Regions from separate parts of the Homo sapiens genome. Here all the other regions are linked to region 1. A link is an interaction called in ENCODE POLR2A ChIA-PET data of the cell type or tissue named here. Cell type or tissue: PC-9. All regions are shown on one strand. Each heading gives the region's core, and the rest is flanking DNA. Links, peaks and the distances in the headings are about the cores only.

Region 1 (5,000 bases), core at 1-5,000:
GGGAGCTGGGGTATTTATGTTCCAGGGTGAGGGAGCTGGCGTATTTATGTTCCAGGGTGAGACAGCTGGGGTATTTATGTTCCAGGGTGAGAGAGCTGGGGTATTTATGTTCCAGGGTGAGGGAGCTGGGGTATTTATGTTCCAGGGTGAGGGAGCTGGGGTATTTATGTTCCAGGGTGAGGGAGCAGGGGTATTTATGTTCCAGCACCCACCGGTCACTGGCTGAGTCTTGTTCCTGTGGTGGTATTCATTCCCAGCACAGTTGGCCTGCTCTGTAGGTGAGCAAAGCCAGCTCCGCTGCTAGAGAAAGCCCTGAGGCAAAGAAATGCAAGTCTTTGCAGCTGGAAGTCAGGCTGGTGTGCCGAAATGGTCAAAGCCAGGGCTGTGGGCAGGCCCTCGCAGTATCTGCTACACAGCCCCTGCCACTAGCCCTCCTGGCAGCTCTTTCTACCTGTGAGTTCAGTAAGAGCTCCCCCTCACTTAGCCCTGGGGGTCTGTATGTGTTGGGGGTGGTTATGACATTATCTCTTAGGGCTTCCCTGTCCCCCTCACTTCTCTCTTCTTCTTTATTCATCAAATTACTCAATCTGAAAATGCTCTTTCCTATCAGGACCCCACTAAAACAGCATCCTGCACAAAATAGAACATAGCAGGCCGGGCGCAGTGGCTCACACCTGTAATCCCAGCACTTTGGGAGGCCGAGGAGGGCGGATCACCTGAGGTCATGAGTTCGAGACTAGCCTGGTCAACATGATGAAATCCTGTCTGTGCTAAAAATACAAAATTTAGTTGGGCATGGTGGCGTGTGCCTATAATTCCAGCTACTTGGGAGGCTGAGGCAGGAGAATTGCTTGAACACAGGAGGTGGAAGTTGCGGTGAGCCGAGATCATGCCACTTCACTCCAGCCTGGGTGACAGAGCGAGACTCCAACTCAGAAAAAAAAAAAAGAAGAAGAAGAAGAACATAGCACATAGTGACATTAGGTAAAAAGTGCTGGATCAGTAGACTTGAGTTGATTGGCTAATAAATGTTGATTGAATGATTGTACATAGGTTGGACCACAAGAAACTTAGTACCAAAACCTAATATTTATATTGTTCTGTAACCATAAGAGAAATTAAATCGTGATCTAGGGCTTAAAAAAAAAACAGAGAGAGAAGGAGAAAAAGAGAAAGAAAAAAATAGAAACAGTACCAGGAACCAGGAGGAAATGGGGAATTTTTAGTGAGGAGGATGCAGAGAAGAGTCCTACACCACGCACTTTTCCCTGTGCAATGCCTCATTAAAAGCAGAAAACGCACGTCTCATTAGTCCCAAGTTACAGATGAGGATACCGAGGCTCTGAGGGGCTCAGTAGCTTGGGCAGGGCCTTAGGGCCGCCTCACCGCAGCCCAGCTGTGTTCCTTGTGGCTCCAGGAAGCCAGCAGGCACGGAAAGACTGGCCTTCTGGACCACAGAGGATGCCCAGCAGAGCAGGCGCTGTGTTAGGAAAATAACCTCTCGCTTGGAAAAGTTTAGGGTTGTACTTGGCAGATGTGTTTGGAACAAAATTTGTACTATCGACTCCGTGGCAAACGGAAACCTCTCATGGACACTCTCTGGGCTTCAGAGATCTGAAATGTCTAAATGAGGCCGGACCAAACATGCTAAAATTGCCAGAGGAAGCTGAGCTCGGGTGGTGCCTGGGGTGAGAAGACGCTGCCTCTTTTGTCTTGGCTCCCATCTGTGAAATTGACTCGTTACTTTGAACTGCTTCCTCTCCTCCCAGGGAGGGCTCCAGGGGCGTTGCTCAGGCCTGCGGTTTAAAAAGAATCTCCCCAAGCGAGGAGGGGCCGAGGGAAAGAGGCTCGGGAACTTCTTGGGCTATGCTCAAGAGAATGCACCAGCCAAAGGGGACATTTTACCACTCACACGTGACTCGTGGGGTGGCAGTTAGCCCCGGGGCTGCCTTGAGATTGTGGCAATGATCATCTTACCTAATTGGCCCACTGCCCCTGATGGGCTGGTATTTCTGCTTTCATGGCCAATTCTGATTGCAGAGATTCATGGGAGCTCATTGGAAATGGGGGATTATTGCAAGGAGATGAGTGACCTGGACTCCCAAAGCCTCCAGGCAAGGGAGGAGCTCCAGAATGTACAGCCCTCCGTGGTCCCTCTCCTGGCCTCTCTGCCCTGGCCTCTCCCTCCACCCCGCCAGCTCCTCCTCTTGCCCCACATCCAAAGCCATGGACCCACCCCTTGCTCTCCAGCACGGCCTTTCATCTTCCCCTCCCACAGCTAGGTGCCTCCAATTCCTGGCTTTCCCAGAAGGAAGAGCCCAGTGGAGCCAGCCGTGTCATGACTCCTGTCGGACCGTGTTACAGACCATGATCACCGACCAGTTCTTTATCCATGGATGAGCGGTCACCTTTTATCTTGTCAGCCAGGAGGGGTATGGAGGGCTGTCTCCATTTGACAAACGTTTATTTTTATTTCATTTCATTTTATTTTTTTGAGATGGAGTTTCACTCTTGTTGCCCAGGCTGGAGTGCAATGGCGCGATCTTGGCTCACAGCAACCTCCGCCTCCCAGGTTCAAGCCATTCTCCTGCCTCAGCCTCCCGAGTAGCTGGGATTACAGGCATGCGCCATCACGCCCGGCCAATTTTGTATTTTTAGTAGAGACGGGGTTTCTCCATGTTGGTCAGGCTGGTCTCAAACTCCAGACCTCAGGTGATCCGCCTGCCTTGGCCTCCCAAAGTGCTGGGATTACAGGTGTGAGCTACCGCGCCCGGCCGACAAACGTTTATTTAACAACGATGAACTGCCTGCCTACTGCTGGTTTGGCACTGAGGGTGAAGCGATGAATAAAATCCAAGGCACCGAGCATGGTGGCTCACACCTGTGATCCCAACACTTAGGGAGGCCGAGGTGGGAGGATCACTCGAACCCAGGATTTCAAGACCAGTCTGGGAAACATAGTGAGACTTCATCTCTACAAAGTGCTTTGTTTGTTTGTTTGTTTGTTTGTTTGTTTTTTAATTAGCCAGGCATGATGGTGTGTGCCTGTAGTCCCAGCTATTTGGGAGGCTGAGGTGGGAGGATTGCTTGAGCCCAGGAGACCGTGGCTGCAATGAGTTGTGATCACACCACTGCACTCCATCCAGCCTGGGTGGCAGAGCAAGACCCCATCTCTAAATAAATAAATAAATTCCAAGTTTCCTGTTTTTTTTGGAGCTTACATTCTAGTTGGGGTGGAGAAATAGACAATAAACAACTATATATATATTGAGACAGAGTCTTGCTCGCTAGCCCAGGTTGGAGTGCAGTGGCAAGATCTTGGCTCACTGCAATCTCCGTCTCCTGGGTTCAAGCGATTCTCGTGCCTCAGCCTCCTGAGTAGCTGGGATTACAGACGCCTGCCATCGTGCCTGGCTAGTTTTTTATTTTTTATTATTATTTTTTTATTTTTAGAAGAGATGGGGTTTCACCATGTAGGCCAGGCTGGTCTTGAACTCCTGGCCTCAAGTGATCTACCCACATCGGCCTCCCAAAGTGCTGGGATTATAGGCGTGAGCTACCGCGCCTGGCTAAACAACTATATTCTATCAGGTGGGGTAAGTGCTTTGAAGAAAATTAACAGTTGAAGAACAGAGGGTGACCAGAGAGCGGTTATTTTAGGAGATTGGCAGAGAAGTCTTTCTGATAGACGGACATTCGAACAGAGGCCTAAGCGAAGTGAGGGAGTGAGGGAGGGCGCTGCAGACATTAGAGCTGCTTCTCCCTGGGGAGGGCTCTCCTGGCAGAAGGAACAATAGCAGGTGCAAAGGCCCTGCGTCAGGCATGTGCTTGCTACAGTACCTGGCTGTCTCCGTGGCTGGGGCTGTGGACAGGGCCGGCATTCTGTGTTGTGGCCTGTGGAGTGGTTTGAGATTCCTTTGGAGAGTACCAGAACTTGCGGTCAGTCCCAAGTCCATCAGCCACTTGGCCAGGGGTTCAGGGACCAAGGCAACAGCTATGGCAGCGGGCAGGAGGAGAAGTGGCCGATCTGGGGATCCCCCTTTACATCGGGGTCAGATGCCTCTCTTTCTCAGCTGTTTATGTGGCCCAGGCTGCAGTTTGAGTATAAGGTCAGAGATTGATTCCCATGAATCCTGCCTTTTTTTTTTTTTTTTGAGACGGAGTCTTGCTCTGTCGCCCAGGCTGGAGTGCAGTGGCGTGATCTCGGCTCATTGCAACCTCCACCTCCTGGCTTCAAGCAATTCTCCTACCTCAGCCTCTCGAGTAGCTGAGATTACAGGCACACACCACCACGCCCAGCTAATTTTTGTGTTTTTAGTAGAGATGGGATTCACCATGTTGGCCAGGCTGGTCTCAAACTCCTGACCTCATGATCTGCCCACCTCAGGCTCCCAAAGTGCTGGGATTACAGGCGTAAGCCACCGCACTTGGCCAATGTTTGTACTTTTAGTAGAGACAGGGTTTCCCCTTGTTGACCAGGCTGGTCTTGAACTCCTGACCTCAGGTGATCCACCTGCCTCGGCCTCCCAAAGTGCTGGGATTACAGGTGTGAGCCACCAAGCCCGGCGAACCCTGCCCTTTTACTCCACAGCATACAACATAGAACTTAGTTCTGGGCACAGCCTTGTCTTTTTCAGTCCCTGTCTCATTGATACATCACCCTTTTCTCCCCATTTACACCATCAGTTCCAGCCAGACCAGAGCCCCTGTGCCTTGTAGTCATTTCCTGAATGAACTCTCACTGTGTTCCAGGCAGGGTGGGAGTGAGTAAACCCTGGGCTGAGGCTCAGTCTGCAGGCCCAGGAAATTTACAACCTGCTAGGAGAGAGAAGCCACACCCTGGATAAGTGAAAGGATGGTGTAGGTGATAAGGAAGGCACTTTCAAGCCAGGGGGAAGGCGGCTGGAGGTGAGGTACCTGCTCCCAGGTGCACCTGGGAGGCTTTGTGAGAGGAAGAGAGGCTTGACAGGAAGGTTGGAAAGGCTGGAGAGCAACGCGAC
Region 2 (6,056 bases), core at 632-5,631, 340 kb before region 1:
GCTCCTCTCCTTACTGGCTGTTTGACTTTGGTCAAGTCACTAAACCTCTCTGAGCTTCTGATGTAATTAGGGAGAAAATCAGGGTCTACCTCAATGGATGCTGGGTGATGAAAAGTAACAGCATATCCCAAGGTGTGAAAGGCTTCTCGGCCCCTGCCTACCACACCGAAGGGGACTGATGAATGCAGGTGCCTTCCCTCCCTGCACCTCATGCCCAGTCCCTGCCTTCCTCTCGTTCCTAGGGATGGTCTAGTTGGACTTGTCTCTGAGGTCACCTTCCACCGGCACGCTGGAGGCTGGAGTGCTGCCCCTGCACCATTTCTTATGTCTTGTTTTTTTGTTTTTTTTGAGACAGAGTCTCACTCTGTCGCCCAGGCTGGAGTACAGTGGTGCAGTGGTACGGTCTCGGCTCACTGCAACCTCCACCACCTGGGTTCAAGCGATTCTCCTGCCTCAGCCTCCCCAGCAGTTGGAATTATAGACGTGCGCCACCACACCCGGCACATTTTTGTATTTTTTGTAGAGACAGGGTTTCACTATATTGGCCAGGCTGGTCTAGAACTCCTGACCTCAGGTGATCCACCTGCCTTGGCCTCTCAAAGTGCTGCGATTACAGGTGTGAGCCACCGCACCCCACCTCCCTTGCACCTTTTCAAAGACGCTCCTCCAGCAAACTTCTCTTCTCTTTTTTATGCCTGCAATTTTTCCCTATTAGATACTTCCCATGTGAATATAAACATTCTAGGCCAAATGCAGTGGCTCACACCTGTAATCCCAGCACTTTGGGAGACCGAGGCAGGTGGATCACCTGAGGTCAGGAGTTTGAGACCAGTCTGGGCATCATGGTGAAATCCCATCTCTACTAAAATACAAAAATTAGGCCAGGCGTGGTGGCTTACGCCTGTAATCCCAGCACTTTGGGAGGCCGAGGTGGGCGGATCACGAGGTCAGGAGATTGAGACCATCCTGGCTAACACGGTGAAACCCCATGTCTACTAAAAATACAAAAAATTAGCCGAGCGTGGTGGTGGGCGCCTGTAGTCCCAGCTACTTGGGAGGCTGAGGCAGGAGAATGGTGTGAACCCGGGAGGCGGAGCTTGCAGTGAGCCAAGACCGCTCCATTGCACTCCAGCCTGGGCGACAGAGGGAGACTCCATCTCAAAAAAAAAAAACAAAACATTTCACTAGGGAAAATTCCAACCATATACAGAAGGAAAAGGGGACAGTATAACAGCTGCCCATGTACTCATTACCCAGCTTCAACAATGATCAAGTCACGACCATCTTGCTTCAGCTCCTCCGCCTGCAACCATTGTTTCCTACCACTGGATTATTCTGAAGCAAATTTTAGACATCATATATATTTATCTCTGAAAGAGGACTCTTAAAAACATGCACTTATACCTCTATTACACTGACAAAATTGGTAACAATTCCTTTATATTATCAAATTTCCTTATTGAGTTCCTGATGTTCAAATTTCTGATTCTCCAGATGCTCCAAACTTCCAGAAACACAGATTCCCAGATGGAATCCTGGGGAAGGCTCGAGGAGGCTTTATAGGAAAGGTTGTAAGGTCACTTTTTTTTTTTAGACCAAGTCTCGCTCTGTCGCCCAGGCTGGAGTGCAGCAGCACAATCTCGCTCACTGAAACCTCCATCTCTCAGGTTCAAGTGATTCTCCTGCCTCAGCCTCCCAAAGAGCTGGGATTACAGGCGTGCACCATGATGCCCAGCTAATTTTTGTATTTTTAGTACAGATGGGGCTTCGCCATTTTGGCCAGGCTGGTCTCGAACTCCTGACCTCAGGTGATCCACCCAGCTGAGCCTCCCAAAGTGCTGGGATTGCAGGCGTGAGCCACTGTGCCCGGCCTATGCTCCCTTTCAAAAACAAAGCAGATGTGGGGTGGGGTGGTGGCTCATGCCTGTAATCCCAGCACTTTGGGAGGCCGAGGCGGGTAGATCACTTGAGGTCAGGAGTTTGAGACCAGCCTGGGCAACATGGCGAAACCCCGTCTCTACAAAAATACAAAAAAGTAGCCGAGTGTGGTGGCGCGTAGACCTGTAGACCCAGCTACTCAGGAGGCTGAAGTGAGAGGATCGCCTGAACCCAGAAGGTCGAGGCTGAGTGAGCTATGATCACACCACTGCACTCCAGCGGGGAGACAGAGTGAGACTCCATCTCAAACAAAACGAAACAAAACAAAATAAAAACCAAAGTAGAATGCGATTGAGCACCTTCTGCATACTCAGATCCATGCTGTGTGTGTTGCCTGCATTGCTCTTCTGTTCCTTACATCTGCCTTCTGGGGTAGGCTCAGAGATGAGTAAGCACGGCTACACACTTCGTGGCACAGCCAGGATGTGAACCCAGGTCTGTGTGACCCCAAAGTCCCAGCTATGAACATCCCCATATGCCCTCCGCAATGCCCCAAGATAGAGTGAGGGGAGTCAGCTCCTTCAGAGCTCCCTCCTTCCTCTTAGATCATTTCTAGATGGAAGGCACGAGTTAGATAGCAAGAGAATGAGCTATTCATTCCCTGTGGGTGGGAAGGAGGAGGAACCCGCTCCTCCTTTTTGTGGCGATGGGGTCTTTTTTGCTCAGGCTGGTCTCGAACTCCTGCAAGGGATCCTCCCACCTCAGCCTCCAGGAATCCCTTTTACTGAAAAGAGACAGGCTGAAGACTGCCTGGAGTCCAAATCTCAGAATGTGCTGAAATATCGCTGGCTGCAATATCCCAGGGGAGAGGCAAGCCTTCCCTAGCACCGGCTTCTCTCCCAGCTTATTAGCATCTCCTTGCCATTCCCTGAAGGAGCTCACTGCAGGGCAGACCTTCCTGGCTAATGAAAGCTGCCTAGCAACAGGGAGCTGGTTAATAAAGCCTGATGTTATTCCCGGCTCCACAGATTCCACCCTTCTCGAATTACAGCTCATCCTCAGTCTGAAGCAACCCTCATGTTGACCCACTTGCACACAGCAGGGCAGGGAATCTGGTGACTGAGGAGGCAGGCTGGTGTCTGCCCCAATCCCTGGGGGGTGGGGAGGCTGAGGTCCTGGGAGATATGATTGGCCTGAGAACCTGCTCTGCCTGGCCAGAAGCCTCTCTGTGAGCCTCTGAAACCTGCTCTACCAGCCAAAGGTTAAAATGCAAACTCAGTGCCCAATCGGAATAGGGTAAATAAAACACTATGGACCTCGGGCGGTGGTATGCACCTGTAATCCCAGTTACTTGGGATGCCAAGGCAGGAGCATACCTGGAGCCCACGAGTTTGAGACCAATCTTGGCAACATAGCAAGACCTCATCTGGAAAAAAAAAAAAAGAAAAAACAAAAGCACCTTCCCCTCCAGGGGAGGGGGCGACAGGAGATACCAGCCTATACTTTAATTCAACAGTAAGTCTTTATATTAAAATGAAAAAAAATCCAAAAACCATATGATAGAGAAAAATGTAAACTTGATGTGATGTTTTAAGATAAAAAGGATAAAAGGATATATCAAAGACCTCTCCCCAACAGTGGTAGTTTTTGGATTTTGTTTAAAAAAAAAAAAAAAAAATGAGGCCGGGTGTGATGGTTCACACCTGTAATCCCAGCACTTTGGGAGGCCAAGGTGGGCAGATCACCTGAGGTCAGGAGTTCGAGACCAGCCTGGCCAACATGGTGAAACCCCTGTCTCTACTAAAAATACAAAAATTAGCTAGGTGTGGTGGCAGGCACCTGTAATCCCAGCTACTCAGGAGGCTGAGGCAGGAGAATTGCTTGAACCTGAGAGGCGGAGGTTGCAGTGAGCTGAGATAGCACCACAGAACTCCAGCCTGGGCAGCAGAGTGAGACTCCGTCTCTAAATAAATAAATAAATAAACAAACAAACGAGACAGGGTCTCTCTCTCTCTCTGTTGCCCAAGCTGGAGGGCAGTGGTGCAATCATAGCTCACTGCAGCCTCAACCTCCCGGGCTCAAGTGATCCTCCTACCTCAGCCTCTGGAGTAGCTGGGACTACAGGCGTGCACCACCATGCCCAGCGAGTTATTTATTTTTTTGTAGAGACTGCATCCTGTAATATTGCCCAGGCTGGTCTCAAGCTTCTGGTCTCAAGGGATCCTCCCGCCTCAGCCTCCCAGAGCACTGGGATTGCAGGTGTGAGTCACCATGCCTGGCCCCATAGTGGTAGTTTTGAGTCCATTCTCCTAGCGCCACCCTCCACTGGCACGGAGGTGGCAGTTACATAGGTTCTGATCCTCGGGCCTGGGAACAGCACACAGAGAACCCCACCCACCCCCCTGCTGCCGCCAGACTGGTTTGCCAGCGAAAACTTCCACACAAGGAAAGTTTCTACTCGCAGGGGCCTACTGCATGTCCAGCTTCTGGACAGACAGGTTTAGGAACAACCACAGCAAACACTCAACAAAGCAATTTTCTAGCCAGTCCTAGGAGTCTTGCCCCTCCCGTTGGGTAACAGGAATGGGGATCTGGCTGCAAACTTTCCTGGGTTTGCCCATGGTCAGGTCTTGACACAGTGATTCTTCAGGAAGGCTCTCCAGGAAGGCTCTGTGTTTTCTGTTTAAATGTCTGCATTCTAAGAAGCTCAGAGAAGCTTGTATTGCCTAGGCCTGGCTCTCCTCAGTCACCCCCAACCCTCCTCTGCCAAGAACCATGGGTCGGTGTGGAGTTGAGGGGCCCAGTACACAAGGGTCCCTTGAAACTAGGGACCGTGGTGTCGCTAGGCTGGTAATCCAGTCTCCACAGACTTCACTCTGCTCTTGACCTCTCAGCACGTTCTCTATACTCCCATTTCTCCCACAACAAAGCTGAATTCGGACGTGGCTAGGACAGTAGCAAGGCACAGTTTAAGTCTGGATCAACTTCAGACTAAAAATGCATTTCAGAGCATTTTTCCAGGGACTGAGGGAGACTGGCACATCAGAATCTCCAAAAAGGCAGAGAGGGGTGGTGTTTTTGATCCATACCTTGCTAGTCTTCCCTCCCCGTCCCCCGCAAGAGTCTCTCGTGATTCCACCATGCAATGCAAGGAAGCTGCTTTGCAGGCAGAGGAAAAAGGTTGATAATCAATGCTTTCAACGAGCCTCAGTTTCAGCCCAAATTGGGATTTAGCTCACCACTGAGCACCAATTTTGACAAAGCATAAGGATTTCTCTGTCTGTAGGCCCTGAGATACCCTGGCCTGACTTAGCCCGATACTGTTGGAACCTCTCCTGCTCCTGTTCTCCGTGACTGTACCGAACCCAAAACAGAGGCTGCACACTGGCAGAGGCTGGCAGATGTCTTTTGTGTGGCCCACACAATTTTTTTTTAAATGGGAATTAGCTGTCAGTATTTAAAAAGTAGGAATTTTTTTTTTTTTTTTTTTTTGAGACAGAGTCTCGCTCTGTCACCCAGGCTGGAGTGCAGTGGCGCGATCTTGGCTCACTGCAAGCTCCGCCTCCCGGGTTCACGCCATTCTCCTGCCTCAGCCTCCTGAGTAGCTGGGACTACAGGCGCCCGCCACCACGCCTGGCTAATTTTTTGTATTTTTAGTAGAGACGGGGTTTCACCGTGTTAGCCAGGATGGTCTCGATCTCCTGACCTCGTGATCCGCCCACCTCCACCTCCCAAAGTGCTGGGATTACAGGCGCCCGCCACCACGCCCTGCTAATTTTTGTATTTTTAGTAGAGACGGGGTTTCACCAAGTTGGCCAGGCTGGTCTCGAACTCCTGACCTCAGGTGATCCACCTGCCTCACCTCCCAAAGTGCTGGGATTACAGGCGTGAGCCACTGTGCCCGGCCGAGAATTCTAATACTCTTCAAAGTTGCTTATCATAATACTGGCATGCCTTTTTTTTTTCCAGAGCATAGGTTCTGCTGAGAAAAACTGAGGTCAGGCTGTGTCTTGTAAACCTAGGAATCATTATTCCACCATCTCAAAGAACTGGGGAAACCTTCCCAAACGGACATGGTATGAACTCAAGTCCTACAAACCTACCTTCAGCCTCAACAGCCAAAGGAGGAGAGACGAATATTCTTTGAGTGCTTACAATGCTACGAACGAATGAACATT
Region 3 (6,056 bases), core at 632-5,631, 620 kb after region 1:
CCCAAAGTGCTGACATTAAGGACCTGAGCCACCGCGCCTGGTCAAGAGCTGTCTTTTTTTTGAGACGGAGTCTTGCTCTTGTCGCCCAGGCTGTAGTGCAATAGCGCGATCTCGGCTCACTGCAACCTCCATCCCCTGGGTTCAAGCGATTCTCCTGCCTCAGCCTCCAAGAGTAGCTGGGATTACAGGCATCCGCCACTATGCCAGGCTAATTTTGTATTTTTAGTAGAGATGGGGTTTCGCCATGTTGGCCAGGCTGATCTCGAACTCCTGACCTCAGGTGATCCGCCCGCCTCGGCCTCCCAGAGTGCTGGGGTTACAGGCGTGAGCCACTGAGCCCGCTGAGAGCTGTCCTTTTAAAACACCAGATCCTCATCTCTAGCTAGCTTATTCTGCTAGTTAGTGAAGAACAGGGAAGGGAGCATGTGTGGAATGAACTTTTTACTACGGTCTTGTTAGGAAAAAAATAGGTAGTAGTAAATTAACGTTGTTAATAAGTTTAGAAGTATTTAGATTAACTACCAGTTCTTTGACTGTAGGCCAGTAATTTTCCATTGCCGTTTCAGTTAATGGACTAACTTTCTGGAGTAAAGTTTATTTTTCTCCTTCTTAAATGCATAGACAGAACTGAGTAACGTAGTGTTAAAAATCCCTTCTACGACTGGGCTCTGTCCCCCAGGCTGGAGTGCAATGGCGTGGTCTTGGCTCACTGCAACCTCCGCCTCCCAGGTTCAAGCGGTTCTCCTGGCTCAGCCTCCCAAGTAGCTGGGACTACAGGCGCGTGCCACCACACTCGGCTAATTTTTTGTATTTTTAGTAGAGACGAGGTTTCACCATGTTGGCCAGGATGGTCTTTATCTCCTGATCTCAGGTGATCTGCCCACCTCAGCCTCCCAAACTGCTGGGATTACAGGTGTGAGCCACCGCACCCAGCCAATTTTTGTGTTTTTGGTAGAGACAGGGTTTTACCATGTTTGCCAGGCTGGTCTTGAACTCCTGACCTCAGGTGATCTGCCTGCCTCGGCCTCCCAAAGTGTTGGAATTACAGGCGTGAGCCACCACACCCGGCCTGATTGTTTTTTTTTTTCATGGATGACTGTAAGGGTGACTGATACTGCAGGCATATTTTTTCTTTATATTTCAAGAACACTGTGTACACAAACAGTAATGACAAGCATGGAGTAAAGGCTGCAGTTTTATTTTTATTTATTTTTTTGAGACAGTCTTGCTCTGTCACCTAGGGTGGAGTGTAGTGGTAGGATCTCGGCTCACTGCAGCCTCTGCCCCCTGGGTTCAAGCGATTCTCCTGCCTCTGCTTCCCGAGTAGCTGGGACTACAGGCGCCCGCCATCGCACCTGGCTAATTTTTGTATTTTTAGTAGAGATGGGGTTTCACCATGTTTGCCAGGCTGATCTCTGACTCCTGACCTCAGGTGATCCTCCCGCCTCAGCCTCCCAAAGGGCTAGCATTACAGGTATGAGCCACTGTACCTGGCCTAAATTTTTAATTTTTTAATGGGCACATATTAGGTGTATGTATTTATGGGAAGGCTAAATTAAAAAAAAATTTTTTTTTGAAACAGGGTCTTGCTTTGTGACCCAGGCTGAAGTGCAGTGTCGCCATTATAGCTTACTGCAGGCTCGACCTCCTGAGTTCCAGTGACCCTCCTGCCTCAGCTTCCCTAGTAGCTGGGACTGTTGCACCGGCCTAATTTTTGTGTTTTTTTTTTTTTTTTTTTTTTTTTGTGGATTTGAGGTCTCTATGTTGCCCAGGCTGGTCTTGAATTCCTGGACTCCCACCTTGGCCTCCCAAAGTGCTGGGATTACAGGTGTGAGTCACTGCTTCTGGCCTAAACTTTACATATGTGTATATGACATTATGCAGTACCTCAGTTCACAGCCCACGTTGACAAAAGTTTTTAATTTATGTAACAAGATTGAAGCAGGTAGAGCGTTACTCCCATTTTCTGGTTCAAGAAAGTGAGTTTGAGAGAGAGATTTTTTTATGATCATGTGGCTAATCAGTTATTAAATGGTAAAGCCAGAACTTAGTGTCTGCTGACCTTTAGATCGGTACACTTACTCTCAGCCACTCAAAAGACCTCTGTGAAGTAAGGTGGTGCCTTTCAGGGGAGTAGGGGGTGAGTAGCGTATGCTTGATGCTTGTTCTTTAACAATTCTAATAGCATCTACTTCACATCTTGATGTTTGTGATGACTGATATCCATGGTGAATTGTAGACAAAATCTTTTCACTTTCCTAAAGAAACCTGATGGTTTTTTTCAGAGATAAAATCCCATCTCAAGGCACAGCGAAATTAAAATGAGGTGAAGTTTAGGTACTCTCAGAATGTTTATTCGCATACAGATTCTTAAAAAACATGATTTATTGTAGGCAGATGTCACCTCTTTAAGCAAAAGAAAAAAACAACCAAAAAAAGAAAAGCCCCAGCCGGGTTCCGCGGCTCAAACACCTGCAATCCCAGCACTGTGGGAGGCCGAGGTGGGCGGATCACCTGAGGTCAGGAGTTTGAGACCATCCTGACCAACATGGTGAAAACCAGTCTCTACTAAAAATACAAAAATTAGCTGGCCTGTGATGGCTTGTGCCTTTAGTCCCAGCTACTGAGGAGGCTGAGGTGGGAAATCGCTTGACCCTGGGAGGTGGAGATTGCAGTGAGCCCACATCGCACCATTGCACTCCAGTCTGGGCCACAGAGGGAGAGCCTGTCTCAAGAAAAGAAAAGCCCCGTAGTTTATCATAATGTCTGTACTGGGATATGGCTGATGCTATGCATTTCTGTAAAGTAGCTTTAAAATATTTTCTCCTCTCACTTTTATCTTTTTCCTTTTTTTTTTTTTGAGACAGGGTCTCACTTGGTCACCCAGGCTGTAGTGCAGTGGTGCGATCTTGGCTCACTGCAGCCTCTACCTTCCAGTCTCAGGTGATCCCCCCACCTCAGCCTCTTAAGTAGCTGTTTTTTTTGTTTGTTTGTATGTTTTTAAATTTTATTTATTTATTTATTTATTTATTTATTTATTTATTTTTTGGAGAGATGGAGTCTTGCTCTGTCACCCAGGCTGGAGTGCTGGAGTACAGTGGCGCGATCCACCACTCCCAGCTAATTTCTTTTGTGTTTTAGTAGAGATGGGGTTTCACCATGTTGCCCAGGCTGGTCTTGGAATTCCTGGACTCAAGCAATCTGTCAGACTTGGCCTCCCAAAGTGCTGGGATTATAGGCGTGAGCCACCACCCCCGGCCACCTTTGTCTTAGTGAATGCTATTAAGTTGTTAGGTTAGTGATGTAGTCATACAACTTTTTTTTTTTTTTGAGATGGATTTTCCCTCTTGTCATTCAGGCTGGAGTGCAGTGGCGTGATCTTGGCTCACTGCAGCCTCCGCCTCCTGGGCTCAAGTGATTCTCCTGCCTCAGCCTCCCGAGTAGCTGAGACTACAGACTTGGGCCATCATGCTTGGCTAATTTTTGTATTTTTAGTAGAGACAGAGTTTCACCATATTAGCCAGGCTGGTCTTCAACTCCTGACCTCAGGTAGTCCGCCTGCCTCAGCCTCCCAAAATGCTGGGATTATAGGTGTGAGCCACCGCACCCGGCCAGATATAGACATACAACTTCTAGGAGGGACAAAGGTTGGCATATGATTCACCAGTGTTGTTCCGGGTGGTTGGCTAGATAGCTGTCTAATGGAATCCATTAAGGAGTAGGAAAGAGCAGCAAGAAAAATGGCTATTTTCACTATTTTTGAAATGGTCAGTTAACAGTTTGAGATAGATACATATACTTTTTTGAGACAAGGTCTTGCTTTGTTGGCCAGGCTTGGATTGCATTGATGCAGTAACGATTCACTGCATCCTCAACCTCCCAGGCCCAAATGATCATCCCATCTCAGCCTCCCACTTAGCTGGGCCCACAGCTGTGCACCACAATACCTGGATAATTTAAAAGAACTTTTTTTTCTTTTTCTTTTTCTTTTTTCCCGAGACAAGATCTCAGTATATTACTCAGGCTGGGATGCAGTGTCACATTTATGGCTCACTGCAGCTTTGACCCCCTGGGCACCTCAGCATGCCAAGTAGCTGGGGCTACAGAAGTATACCACCACTTCTGGCTAATTTTTGTAGAGACAGGATTTTACCATGTTGCCCAGGTCTTGAACTCGAGCTCAAGATTCACCTGCCTCGGCCTCCCAAAGTTTTGCGATTACAGGCGTGAGCCACCATGGCTGGCAAAAAAATTTTTTTGGTAGAGGCCTGGTCCCAGCGGATTGCCCAGGCTGATGTTGAACTCCTGAGCTCATGTGATCTTCCCACCAGGTAGCTGGTACCGCCATGACCAGCTAATTAAAACTTTTTTTTTGTGGAGACGGGATCCCACTGTGTTGTCCAGGTAACTCCTGGGTTCAAGCGATCCTCCCACTGTGGCCTCCCCAAAGTGCAGGGATTATAGGCATGAACCACTGCGCCCGGCCAGCTTGATATATTTAGGTATTGATATATCCAAATTGACGAATTGGTTGCCAACAGAACCTCATGGTTCTCTGACTAAATGTTAATGCTAGTCATGGCCCTAAGAACAATTTCAGATGTTCATTTAAATTTATTAAATTGTAGCAAATAATAATGAAAGTCACCATAATTTAACATCCACATGAGTATATCTTGAAAAGACAGACTAATTCATCAGCTACAACAGCAGGCATAAACTGGGATTGTCCTGGGCAACAAACTTGCCTTGTGGTCACCCTACTTAATGGCCATTTGTTACTAGATTTTGTCATTTAGACTCATACAACAGTTTCCTAAACGTTGTCCAGCTTTTTATCACAGAGATAGCTTAGATCTACGTCTCTAGGAGGTTGAATTTTTTTTTTTCAAATGAAGTTAGCCTTTGGCAGAATATAAGTCAAAGGAAAAGTGAAAATTTCCTCCTCCTAGCTCCCTCCCCCACAAATGGGAACGTGCTAGTTAAGGATGTGGTAGTTGCTGAAAATAGAGCTTGCTGGCATTCCAAATCCTCTGATGGTGTCAACACCTAGTGTGTTGGTTTTCTTATGGCTACCTTGAGCCAGTTCTGTGTTTAAAAATATAATAGACCTAGGTGTTGGTAGCAGTGTCCTAAGCTCAGAGCTTTCCCTACATACATTTTATTTTTTTATTTTTACAAGTGTCTTTCATACCAAATACCCACATAAAAATTTAAAGGCTCACCCATATCTTGTTACAACTGTTATGTTTAGAATGCCAAACTGTGTAGTTCAGACCATATGACCATGATCCTGGCTTATCTCTTCTGAAATTTTTATCTTGAATTTATTGCCCTTCCAACAATCTACCATAGTAGCTGGACGGATCTGTTGTTGGTGGGCTTGATTTGTGATCAGATCAGGATTTTATCGAGCTAAAGCAATATGAAATGTGTTTAACTCTTCATTCATATCTAAAGTTTGAAGGAGATGCATTACTGTAAGAGTTATGACAGTATTTCATCATTTGGCAGATGTGGTAAATCTGCCATCACAGAATGCACAGGAATCACTGGGTTCCTTATCTTTCAAATGGGGATTAGTGATGTCTCTCTTGCCTACTAATTTGCAGGGTGGTTATGAAATTTTGGGCTTTTGTAAACTGTAAAGTGTAATACTTGTCGGTACTATTTGTTGTGAAACATTCTTATCTAATGTGAAAGGTCAGATAATTGTTTTTGTTACTGCTGTGCTAGGATCATATTAGATGATAACCTACCTTTTTGAGTTATTCTTAGCAAGTGTAGTCTTCTGGGCTTAGTCCTTATGTAAGATATGCACAAAGAAATATTCTCAAAATCCTTAATCTTACATCTGTAAATTTGCATATCCAAAGTAAAGGTCGTCCAGATTATTCCCAAATAATAATTTTGTCATGTTGAGCTGGTATATAGTTGTTTTGATATTAATTTTAGATTAATAAGAGACTTTCTCCTTAGCAAACGTAACACCTTTTGTCTGAATTTGGGATGAAAGCTGCTGTAATATGAAAATGTAGGCTGGGTGCAGTGGCTCA

What was found. ChIA-PET counts read pairs that join two places held together with the same protein. Peaks named below come from ENCODE experiments on the same cell type or tissue, not always from the same donor. Only the 100,000 strongest peaks of a DNase experiment are listed, where the experiment ranks them.
Region 2: POLR2A ChIA-PET joins it to region 1 with 7 read pairs; 2 of 35 experiments call an interaction of 5 or more read pairs at or near these places.
Region 3: POLR2A ChIA-PET joins it to region 1 with 8 read pairs; 1 of 35 experiments calls an interaction of 5 or more read pairs at or near these places.

The regions. Positions count from the first base shown.
Region 1 is chr17:2,008,746-2,013,745 of GRCh38, reverse strand. The region is part of intron 1 of RTN4RL1 (reticulon 4 receptor like 1); the gene reads left to right. The region is part of intron 2 of LOC105371486 (a long non-coding RNA gene); the gene reads left to right. Among named protein-coding and RNA genes, the nearest start is that of RTN4RL1-AS1, 6.5 kb to the left of the region's middle. In PC-9, for the core only: no CTCF peak of the experiment used is centred there; DNase peaks (open chromatin) are centred at 335, 1,945 and 4,823; H3K4me3 peaks cover 988 bases; H3K27ac peaks cover 2,273 bases.
Region 2 is chr17:2,344,910-2,350,965 of GRCh38, reverse strand. All of the region lies in intron 2 of SGSM2 (small G protein signaling modulator 2), which reads right to left. Among named protein-coding and RNA genes, the nearest start is that of SGSM2, 10 kb to the right of the region's middle. RefSeq lists an enhancer at 2,323-3,260. In PC-9, for the core only: no CTCF peak of the experiment used is centred there; DNase peaks (open chromatin) are centred at 3,035 and 4,305; H3K27ac peaks cover 3,154 bases.
Region 3 is chr17:1,390,125-1,396,180 of GRCh38, reverse strand. All of the region lies in intron 1 of YWHAE (tyrosine 3-monooxygenase/tryptophan 5-monooxygenase activation protein epsilon), which reads left to right. Among named protein-coding and RNA genes, the nearest start is that of YWHAE, 7.1 kb to the left of the region's middle. RefSeq lists an enhancer at 3,741-4,269. In PC-9, for the core only: no CTCF peak of the experiment used is centred there; a DNase peak (open chromatin) is centred at 3,254; H3K27ac peaks cover 1,279 bases.